2 separate regions of the Homo sapiens genome follow, and region 1 is linked to region 2. Evidence: chromatin loops called from intact Hi-C (ENCODE). Cell type or tissue: CD14-positive monocyte. All regions are shown on one strand.

What was found. A loop is a pair of places that touch in the nucleus more often than their neighbours do. Peaks named below come from ENCODE experiments on the same cell type or tissue, not always from the same donor. Only the 100,000 strongest peaks of a DNase experiment are listed, where the experiment ranks them.
Region 1: it touches region 2 in a loop (4-fold over the local background); 2 of 110 quality-filtered maps call a loop at or near these places.

What each region holds. Positions count from the first base shown.
Region 1 is chr3:187,966,083-187,971,082 of GRCh38, reverse strand. It overlaps LINC01991 (long intergenic non-protein coding RNA 1991), which reads left to right. Exons shown (of 3, transcript NR_135538.1): 2 at 3,874-4,354. Among named protein-coding and RNA genes, the nearest start is that of LINC01991, 7.8 kb to the left of the region's middle. In CD14-positive monocyte, no CTCF peak of the experiment used is centred here; DNase peaks (open chromatin) are centred at 1,992 and 4,762; H3K4me3 peaks cover 495 bases; H3K27ac peaks cover 3,428 bases.
Region 2 is chr3:187,772,312-187,777,311 of GRCh38, reverse strand. No RefSeq gene overlaps it. Among named protein-coding and RNA genes, the nearest start is that of BCL6, 29 kb to the right of the region's middle. In CD14-positive monocyte, no CTCF peak of the experiment used is centred here; DNase peaks (open chromatin) are centred at 2,961 and 3,901; H3K4me3 peaks cover 3,078 bases; H3K27ac peaks cover 3,045 bases.

The DNA of each region.
Region 1 (5,000 bases), 190 kb before region 2:
TCCCTCAAAAAGTATTGCTTTCTATCAAGTACCTGGCAGAGAATCAATGGAGAATCTTTTCCTTGTTCTGCTCCATCAAGTTTCACACCATATAAAATTTTTTTTGACCAAGTCCTGCTTGTAACTGAATTAACTGGGGTGCTTGTTTAAAATGCAGACCCCCACCCAGGCACCCCCGCCAACAGACCCTAGCCTTAAATATGGCCTCAAAGTTGGTTGGGGAAAATTTTTGAGCATAGTCCATTGCCCAGCTCTTCAGGGATAATGGTAAAGCCCTAGAATGATGGTGTCTGGGCTGGATCATGTTTTTAACCTCCACAAGTTACTTGTTGTGAAAGTTTGTGGGCAAAAGCAGTTTTGGATGCTCCTAGGCCCAATGTAATAGAGCTACTCCACAGGCCTTAGGGGCCATTCACTTTATGTCTCGCAAGCCCCACCTGAGCCTGACTGAACTTAGCAGAGCCATGGTATGGGCTTGTGCTCTAGATAGAGGACTCAAGTTCCTGTGCAAGGCTTGCCTAGCACAGCATGGATTAGTCTAGTAATAAACTTTTAAGCAAGTCATATTAATAATTCAAAGCCAAATAGGATTTTGCTGTCCTCAAAACTCTTGCACTTGCATTCTTTCCTTTGATCTCACAATAGCCCTGGAAGCAGGCAAAACCAGGGCTCTTCCCATATTGTAGACAAAGAAACTGAGATTCAGAAATGGCAGGTGACTTGTGCAAGGTCACACAGATGGGACTGCAACTGCCTGATCTAAGATTCTGACTCCATTTTCATGCTGTGCTGGATTCCACTGTGCTTGCTGATCTCTCAAGTCATCAGATTTGAAAAGAACATTACTAAGGATGTTAGAACTACATTTTAGGGCTCAGGGATGTCCATAAAAATAAGAATTTCCATCTCTGAATTATTAGAGCAGACACTTGTGGCTGAATGTTACAACTTGAGTCCCATATGTCAAGAAGGCTTGCAAAGTTCATTATAGGGTCCTAAGCCTCCAGAGAAGTTTCCAGTAGTATGTTGACTTGCATAAAAGGGAGAGACAGTGGTGGGCATCTTTTCCTCACTCCATGGTTATTGATGTCACATTGAGAGCTTGAATGTGCCATGGTGCAAGTATTTATACCACAGAAATCAGCAAAACCTATAATTCAGGGCTTTCTCACCACTGTAGAACCAGTTAAACATTTTCCAGCTTATAGCTCATGGTGACTGCACAAATTAGAGTCTGAAAATTCTCCTCTGTCACCTGCGTGGCACAGGCGTTGATTTTGCCTCTAACCACAAGTCATACCCCAGTGCCCATCTTTAAATGGGAGACTCCTTTTATCTGAGCTTGCAAAATCAGATTCATGGGTTTCTACTAATAGTCCCTTGCATTTGTGTAGTTTGTAACGTGTTTTCACATCCCTCATCACTTCTGAACTGGGTATAATCTATTGGGCAGATGTCATCTACCCTTGGTAGGACAGAAGGGCCTGGAGATCTGACAGGTAATGTGACCACTCTCAGTGTCATAGGCCTGTAAGTGGCAGCCAGGGACTTGAACTGGGTCTTCACCTCCTTGTTCTGTGCTCCTTTCCTTTGTACTAGCTACCTTCACCTAGGACACTTGCAATGTCTGGAGATGAAGCCACTGTCTAGGGCGCAGAGAAGAGTTGCCTAGCAGCAGTGTAACATTGGAGTGTGACTTAGCCATTGACAGAAAAGAACAGACATGCTAGCTTGAGAGTATCCACACTTAACTGCTAGTCCCACTTTACTGATCCAATGCAAGGAAAGAAGTCTACTTTCACTTCTCCTCTGTCTTCCATCTTCTCTTTGTTTTTTTTTTTAAAAAAAAAATAACTTTTATGGGTACTTTGTGTCTTTAGGTCCTGCTGAGGGTTCTGAGCACAACAGATATTTGGAGTCTCCTGAATGATGTAGCAGTAATGCCCTGTTCCGCCTGTTGCATAACTCCCAGCCTCATACTGCCTGGTGATGGAATTATTGATTGTTAAGCATTTCACAACACATTTTCAAAACATGCTGAAGGTCAAGAATGGATGACTCATAGGCAGTAACAGTTCCTTCTGCCTCAGTCCCTCTACATGATATTGGTGAGGTTGGTAATGAAAGTCATTGAAGAAATTGAGGCAAAAGTTAACTCTGTCCAATCCTGGCCAGCAGGATTATTAAGTAACTTGAAAAAAATAATTCCTGATACTCTATTTATTTAGTGATTGATCTTCTAAATCAGTTTGTTTTGTTGTTGTTGTTTGATTGATTGATTTTTTTGAGACAGTCTTGCTTTGTCACCCAGGCTGGAGTGCAGTGGCATGATCTCAGCTCACCGCAACCTCTGCCTCCCGGTTCAAGTGTTTCTCCTGCCTCAGCCCCCCAAGTAGCTGGGACTACAGGTGTGTGCCACCATACCCAGAAAATTTTGTATTTTTAGTAGAGATGGAGTTTTGCCATGTTGGCCAGGCTGGTCTTGAACTGGCCTCAAGCAATCCACCTGCCTCAGCCTCCCAAAGTGCTGGGATTATAGGCGTGAGCCACCATGCCTGGCTTCACTTTGTTTTTTAATACCAAGTCTCATAAATAGTATAAAGTGGGAGTTAAGGGATTTCAGTGCTGATTTTGCCACTAACTTGTTCAAAAGCACCAGAGAGTACCACTGAGGTACTCAGCTGAGGAAAAACACTTAAATGATATCTAGGGAACTTTACTGCTCTGACAGTCTGTGATTGTACATTAGTACTTTAGACAGCAGAGAGATAAACCCTGATTCCGGTTTACAGATAATTACTCATCTCTCTGCCTGAGGCCAAGAAAAGCCCTCTGTGGAGCAGTGTGGAAGAATGCCTTAGAGCACAGTAGCAGAGAGTTCCAGACCCGGAGGCAAGGGGATCTGGGTTAACTCTCAACGTTGCCAACTGTGATTTGAATCTTCTGACAGGGTGCTGGGCCTGCTAGCATCTCAGTTTTCTCACCTGTAAAATGGAGACAATAACAGTGTGTGAGCTTTTTTTGGTACAAACGTTAATGCATGAAAAGACCTACAACATGTTTCCGCATGGGCTAGTTGAAAGTTTTGGAGGAAAAAATATCAAGCTGATAATTTTTAAATTTTTTTTTTTGTTTTGAGGCAGAGTCTTGCTCTGTCACCCAGGCTGGAGGACAGTTCCACGATCTTGGCTCACTGCAACCCCCGCCTGCTGGGTTCAAGTGAATCTCATGCCTCAGCCTTCCCAGTAGCTGGGACTACAGGTGCGTGCTACCATGCCCGGCTAATTTTTGCATTTTTAGTAGAGATGGGGTTTCACCATTTTGGCCAGGCTGGTCTCGAACTCCTAACCTTAGGTGATTCACCCCCTCCTCGGCCTCCCAAAGTGCTGGGATTACAGGTGTGAGCCACCTCGCCCAGCCGTAAAATTCTTAATATGTAAGTATTTTCTTCAAAAATGAATCTAATTTGCATAACTAAAGTTTCTGAATGCTTTATCTAGAATAATCATGGGACTGGAAGTTTCTTAATAGTTCTTCTCTAGGTTTTTGCACTTTAAATACCCTGCAGGTCTTTTCATTCTAATATAACATAATCACAGTAATAAGAAGTGTGACAAAGCTCTAGTAGTTCATGGTGCCTGTGCCTCATTCACTCGTCAGCGAAGCCTCCCTCAGCATCCCCTCCCCACATCCATCCCTGCACACTGCACCCTCTCCAAGCTGCTGCCAGCCGTGCTGCTCCCCTGCCTCCTTACTGGAGTGCAAGCCAGTAAAAAAGGAAGCAAATTCGGTTATGTAAAGCACATTCTGGGTAAGGAAAGGCAAGCATGTGTTTCTGCTTGACTGAAATTGGTTTTTTTTTTTCCCCACCAGTTTGTCCTCTTATCGGGATACGTCAGAAATTAGAGAGACCCTGGCAATCACAGCTTCCACCTCCTCATTTTACAAATGAGCAACTAGGCTCAGAGTACAGAAGTGGCTTTCCCAGGGTCACACAGCCAGCTTGTGACAGAGTCAGGATTCAAGTACCATCTCCTGACTTCTCCATTGCACCAGACGTCGATAGAACACAGAGAACCTAAAAGAAGAAAGAAAAAAAAATAGAGCTTTTGGGAATATATTGGGCTTCTGGTTTTCAAGGACAATTTTATGATAAGTAGCAATGATGCCTCAAAAGCTCTGGTAGCTAGCTTGAATGAACTTATGTAATAAACATTTATCACAGAACATGTGTCATCAAACACCTGCCAGTTCTGAGCGTTGGCACCAAAGCTGCTTTCATTGTCAAAGAAAAGAGGGGGAAAGGAACTTGGCTGAACAAAGCTGGCAGACGTTTATACTAGAAAATTTAGAGGTAATTTCTAGAGGAACAGAAACACATTTTCAAAGTCTTATAAAATTTATTTAAATGTGATTGGGTGAATTTAGCAGTTAAAGAAGTGAAGAACACTGAGGTCCAATTGGTGCCTGAGGCTTCTTCCAGGACCCAGTCTTTTCTGTCTGCCTTGGGCACAGATTTCTAGATGCCTGAAGATGGACAGGCCCAGAGGTTGCCCAGAGTGATGTCTGAGATTACTGATCTCTATCTAGGCTTCCATAGAAACACATCCCAAAACGTTCTTGGTTCTTATTGGAATCTCATCTCATTTGCAGAACATGGCCAGAGTCAAAGAGACATGGACCATGTGTCACTCAGACTGAGTCCATCCATACAAAGAGAATTCTCTAGCCTGTATTGGAAGTCAATCTACATCAGCATGACAGGGCATGTAGCCGAATACGTGGCCACTTCCCTTTGGCTACCCACACATTTTTGAACTGCAAGATCTGTTCTTTATCTACTCATCTAATGGTTATTACTGGGAGAGCACTGGACTATAAATTCTGTTGCACTTGCAGGTGTAATGAGCTCTTTGAACCTCAGTTTCCTCACCCATCAGATACTATTCATTATCTGCCTTGCGGACAACACCTAGTTGTTGGGAACATTGCATGAATGG
Region 2 (5,000 bases):
CAGCTGTACAAACTTGGGCATTTGTAAAAGTAGATATAATAACAGTTCCTTATGCACCGACTTATTATGAAGACTGAGAGTTAATAGCTGTAAGTGTATAGAACAGTGCCTGGCTTGTACTAAGCATTCACTGGAGGTTAGCTATTTTTATTGTGCTTCTATTGCTGACTCTAATTGTTTGTATATTTGAACTGAAGAATTCTCAGTGAGTTTTAGAAGGAAGAGAAGATGCTTACATATCACTTGGGTATGAAACAAGAGTATAAATCATACATCTTACATCTCATAACAACTTTATTCACAAGATGATCTTCTTTCATCAGCCCAAGGACTGGCTTCTCTAAACTGCCACATAATTGTCCTCTGCAGTAGAACTCCCCATAGACCATTATGTTTTATGTTTATGGACTTTCACCCAAGACTTTAACAGCAGCAATGGAAGGATTCTGCTAAAATCTTATGTTTCATTTTCTTTTACTTTCGGACCATTGGAACTATTAGAACCCATGATCTATTGTTCGTATATAAATATTACTCTAACCTGGAAAGTAGCTCTTTCTTTATTAAGGCAAATATTTATTTAATCCATGTTTTCTATTTAAAACATCAAAATATATATTTTAAAAATGCATACATTAAAGAAAAAAATGTATGCAAAGAATTTATAACCAAATGCTGGACTTAGCATTACTGCAAAAAAATCCCACAAGTTCTGATTTTCAATTTTGCAGATAGTCTTTACTATAAACATGTTTTAGTATAAACAATTTTTAAAATTATGACTGGTAAATAAATATTTCAGAATGTTATTTATTTATTTAAGTTTGTATATCAAGCATTGCCGCTTAACACCAGATGCTACAGTTTTAATTTGCATTACTATTATTAATTTAATACATTAATAACATGCATTAAATATGAGAAACACACCAATAAATAAAGGAGATACTTCCTTAACTGACTGATGAGATAATTAAACTAATAGCCATGGAATTTTTAAAAAGTCTCAAGTTTTTTCCATACCAGCACCAGCCATATAAAATGTGTGGGCTTTGTTGGTGGATGGGACACAGAATGGGTTTGAGAAATCTGGAGAAGATGGTAGACATGGTGAAAAACAGCACAGATTTTGAGGCCAGAAGACTGGCCTCTAAATCTTATCTCTGCTACATTGGCTATCGGTCTTCTGAGCCTCAGTTTACTCACCTGAAAAACAAGCATAATAACACCAATCTTACAGAGTCATTGGGAAGATGAGTGCTATAATGTACGTAAAGTGGCTAGATCACAGTAGATGCTTAATAACTAGCATCTTATCGGGGGATCATTTTGATTTATTTGCATGCAGATACAATCAGACAGTGTTTGCATTGTTTATTTGTTGTGTTTTGATCATTTAAAAGGCCTATTAGCAATCCTCACTCCACAAGGTTGCCACCTGGGGAGACTACAGGGTTGGCTCATTTCTCTGTTCCACAAAACTTTCTATAGTTCCTGCTCCAAAGCACATTAGAGAAACCATCACACCCTGTACATACTCAACATATTATCATTGATAATAAAGAGTAAAGCACTCCACTAGGTGCTGGGAGACTTATTTTAGTTCTGGCTTCATCTCAAAAGAGCTCTGTGAACTTGGGCTAGCTGCCTACTTTTTCCAGGCCTCAATTTTCTAGTTTCGGGATAAGAAAATCAGATAAGATTTCTTCTGGGAAAATTTCAGTTCCAAAACTGTATTAGGAATTTAATTCTATGATTTTCTGACCTAGGGCATGGGTTCAAGACAAAAGAGAAGAGGAAAAACCTGTAAAAATGACTAAGGAGCTAGGACATAATAACTGTCCATCTCATTTCCAAGAATGTGATATTGACCTGGTTTTCACATGATCCCCTAGAAGCCAAAATCAAAGTAGACCAGATCTAGCTCCCTTCTCTGTGACCAAGGGAAGATTCCCATATAAGCCTTTATCATCAATACCTAAATCTATGATTTATAAATATTCCTCTAGTCCTGTCAATAGATGTGTACTGTGTGCGGCATATAATTTTGTCTATCCATTTTGCTGACCAAAGACTTACATATAAGTTGAGAGTGGGGGTATATTCTGTGGTCATAGATCCTATTTGCATCCATTGAGGTCAGTAGCCATGCCCATAGCCCCCAGATATCATTGGTAAGTGCTAATTTGCTGTGGTAAATTTCTTCCTATAATTGAACAAATAAATAAGTCCAAATTTAAACTCTTCAACTTCTAAATGTGATCAACCATGGTATGAGCCACCTTGGAAGGTGGAGAGTTCCTTGCCCTGAGATACCTAAGAAAAATCTGGATAGACACTTTGGTAGGGGCATTATATGTTGGAGATTCAGATATGGAGTAATCCAAAAATTTTATGATTCTTTGGTTCCATTTACTCTTACCAGGCCCACTCTGGGAATGTGAGTAATGAGTTTTATTTTTGGATATATTAAAAAACAACAAAAACAACAAGTTGTCCTACCCTTTTGGGGAAGAGAGAGAAGCCCGCTGTGCACATGGGCTAATTGAGTCTTTTAATACTAAAGACACTAATATTCCAGGATTCTGAGCCATGGGGTTCTGCATAATGCAATTTAATTAAATATAGATGGCAGCACTGGGGAAAAAAATGTGTAATAGAGGTAACTGACATGCCCAAACCTGGACCTGGCAAACAGGAGGGGCCAAGATCACCTTACTGGTATTTGCTGTGGTACCTGACAATTACCTGCTGGCTCTCTTCTCCTTGGGTCCTCTGCGAATCTGTGAACCCTGCTTATTTTGTGCTCAATTCAGTGCCCACGGCTCAACGGATTGTTCTATGACTAGTCCAGTCCTTCTCTTGGCATGCTGCCTACTCCATGTCAGAAGTTAAAAGGTTGCACTTCCTTAAAATGCAGTATTTTCCAACAGAACCTGCATCAATCAACCAATTAGTATAACTACGCATGCACTGCTCACGGCTCCATGCTGGCTAATGATCACTGGCTTTGTCTTATGCAAGGCTGGTCTTTCCTCGATCCAGCTAAGAAATAACCACTTGAAAGGAAGTGCATGGGGAGATTTCAAACACAACAGGAAGAACATCGTGTCAAATTGCCATAGTCGTACAAAAGGCAGCATTTGCAGCATCTGTCCATACCTGGTAAGAGTGATGGGTCTCAGTTTGAACGCTGGGGTGTGGAGGGTGACTCAGGAATAAAAGAATGGCCTGGTGAAGGAGTGACTGAAGAGGCTTTCTGCCCTAACTCTCACTTCTTGGGCTCCTTAGCAGGCTCTGTAACTACCTCATTTTCCTGATTTCTATGACTTACCCTGGGTCCGTGCTGATTTGCTGCCTGGATGAAGGAGTAGCACAGACCAACATCGGTAGGCGTGAGAGTTGGGTCTGTGCACATAAAGAAGGGTTCAGAATCTGTACAGGACTCACCCTGGCTTCCGGCAGAACCTAAGACGAGGGAGAGAGGCCCATCCCTGGTGTACCTGAAAGGCCAGGTCCGTGCTTGTTAATTAATGCAAGGCACAGTGCTAAGGCCTGGCTTGCCCCGCTGTTCTCTCTCAGGAGCCACAAATGGGTGATAATACCACTAGTTAGAGAGCAGGGCTCACGTCTCTGCTCCTGCCCGCTCCTGTCTGGGTTTGCTATGACCGTCTCTGTTGGAAGAAAACTATTTGGCTCTAAACTAAAGTAAGTCTTATTAACCATCATCCTTTCAAAGAACACGATTGTATTGTTCTCTTTCTACCCTCTCTCCTCTTGCTTTGTCTTTCTTTTGGTTGTTTCGTCTCTGGTACTTGTTTAAGTGGGGGATTTAAATGTTTGGCGTGGTCACTACAGAAGCCCAGACGTAAGATCTTTGAAGCGGTTGGTGAAAAAAGGGAAGTGATACTATTGGGTGAGGGGTGACATCAAAGAGAAGCCTATGTTCTGTTCCCTACGGCGTGGCTGGGATTTTTTACTCCAAGAAAAGAATTAAACAACAACGCTTTCCAGGAAAAGAGTGACTTTCCTTTTTTTGCCCCTCCCATCTTCTTTTCCTGATCCATTCAGACATACAAGCAATTTTGTTTTAAGGAGAAGCCTAATGCAATTGAGCACTAATACTATAATTATAATTAATGAAAATAATAATATTCGAATATCTTATACCCTTTCTGTTTATCTTTGAACAACACAGTAGTAGTTACAAATGACAAATATGAATATTATCCCAGTTTTTCATGGAGGAAACCAGGGCCAGAAAGTCAAATGCCTTGCCAGGGTCATACATCTGATATTTACCATCAAAATATAGTCTCCAGTTTTTCGACTTTAGGCTCAGCATGTTTTTATCTACACCTTGCTGCCTCTTCCCACATAATCTTTTAAGATTAAGTCTTCAGATTCCAGAGTTGGGGCCATGGAGTTACTAAAAGGCCTAAGAAAAATGGGGCTTTGAAAAGGTCATATTCTCATCCTTCTTACTCTGCACTGTGCTTGAGTATTAAAAGGCTGCTTTGAAAATTCACTGGCCCATGATTACTTGACTAATGCCAGTAATAAAATGCATATATCAAAACCACACACTTTTATTTGATTTTTCTCAGCCCATTACTTGTCTTAGCTGAGTGGCCAGCTATGTGTAAGCCTGAATGGTAGGAAGGTTTTCTGGAAGCAATGACCAGTTATGAAGTTTCTGTTGAGATCCAGGGAGCAACTTTAGGTAAGCATATTTTTGTTATCATTCAGAGGGACAAGAGATAGACCTTACATCCAGTTCATCAGTGCCAGAAGGGAGCTTTGCCAACAGGGTCTCCTCTTTGATCACCACCTGGATCTCCTCTGGAATCCTGGGAAGGAAAGTGATGGATGTTGATCAGAATGCTGCTGTGGGCAGGGTTTTGAAGAAAACTAACCAATTGAGTGTGTCTGGCTGTGGGAGAAATTTTCCAATTCCTGCAAATAAGGCCAAAATTATGGGACCATTTCTCTCCTCTTTC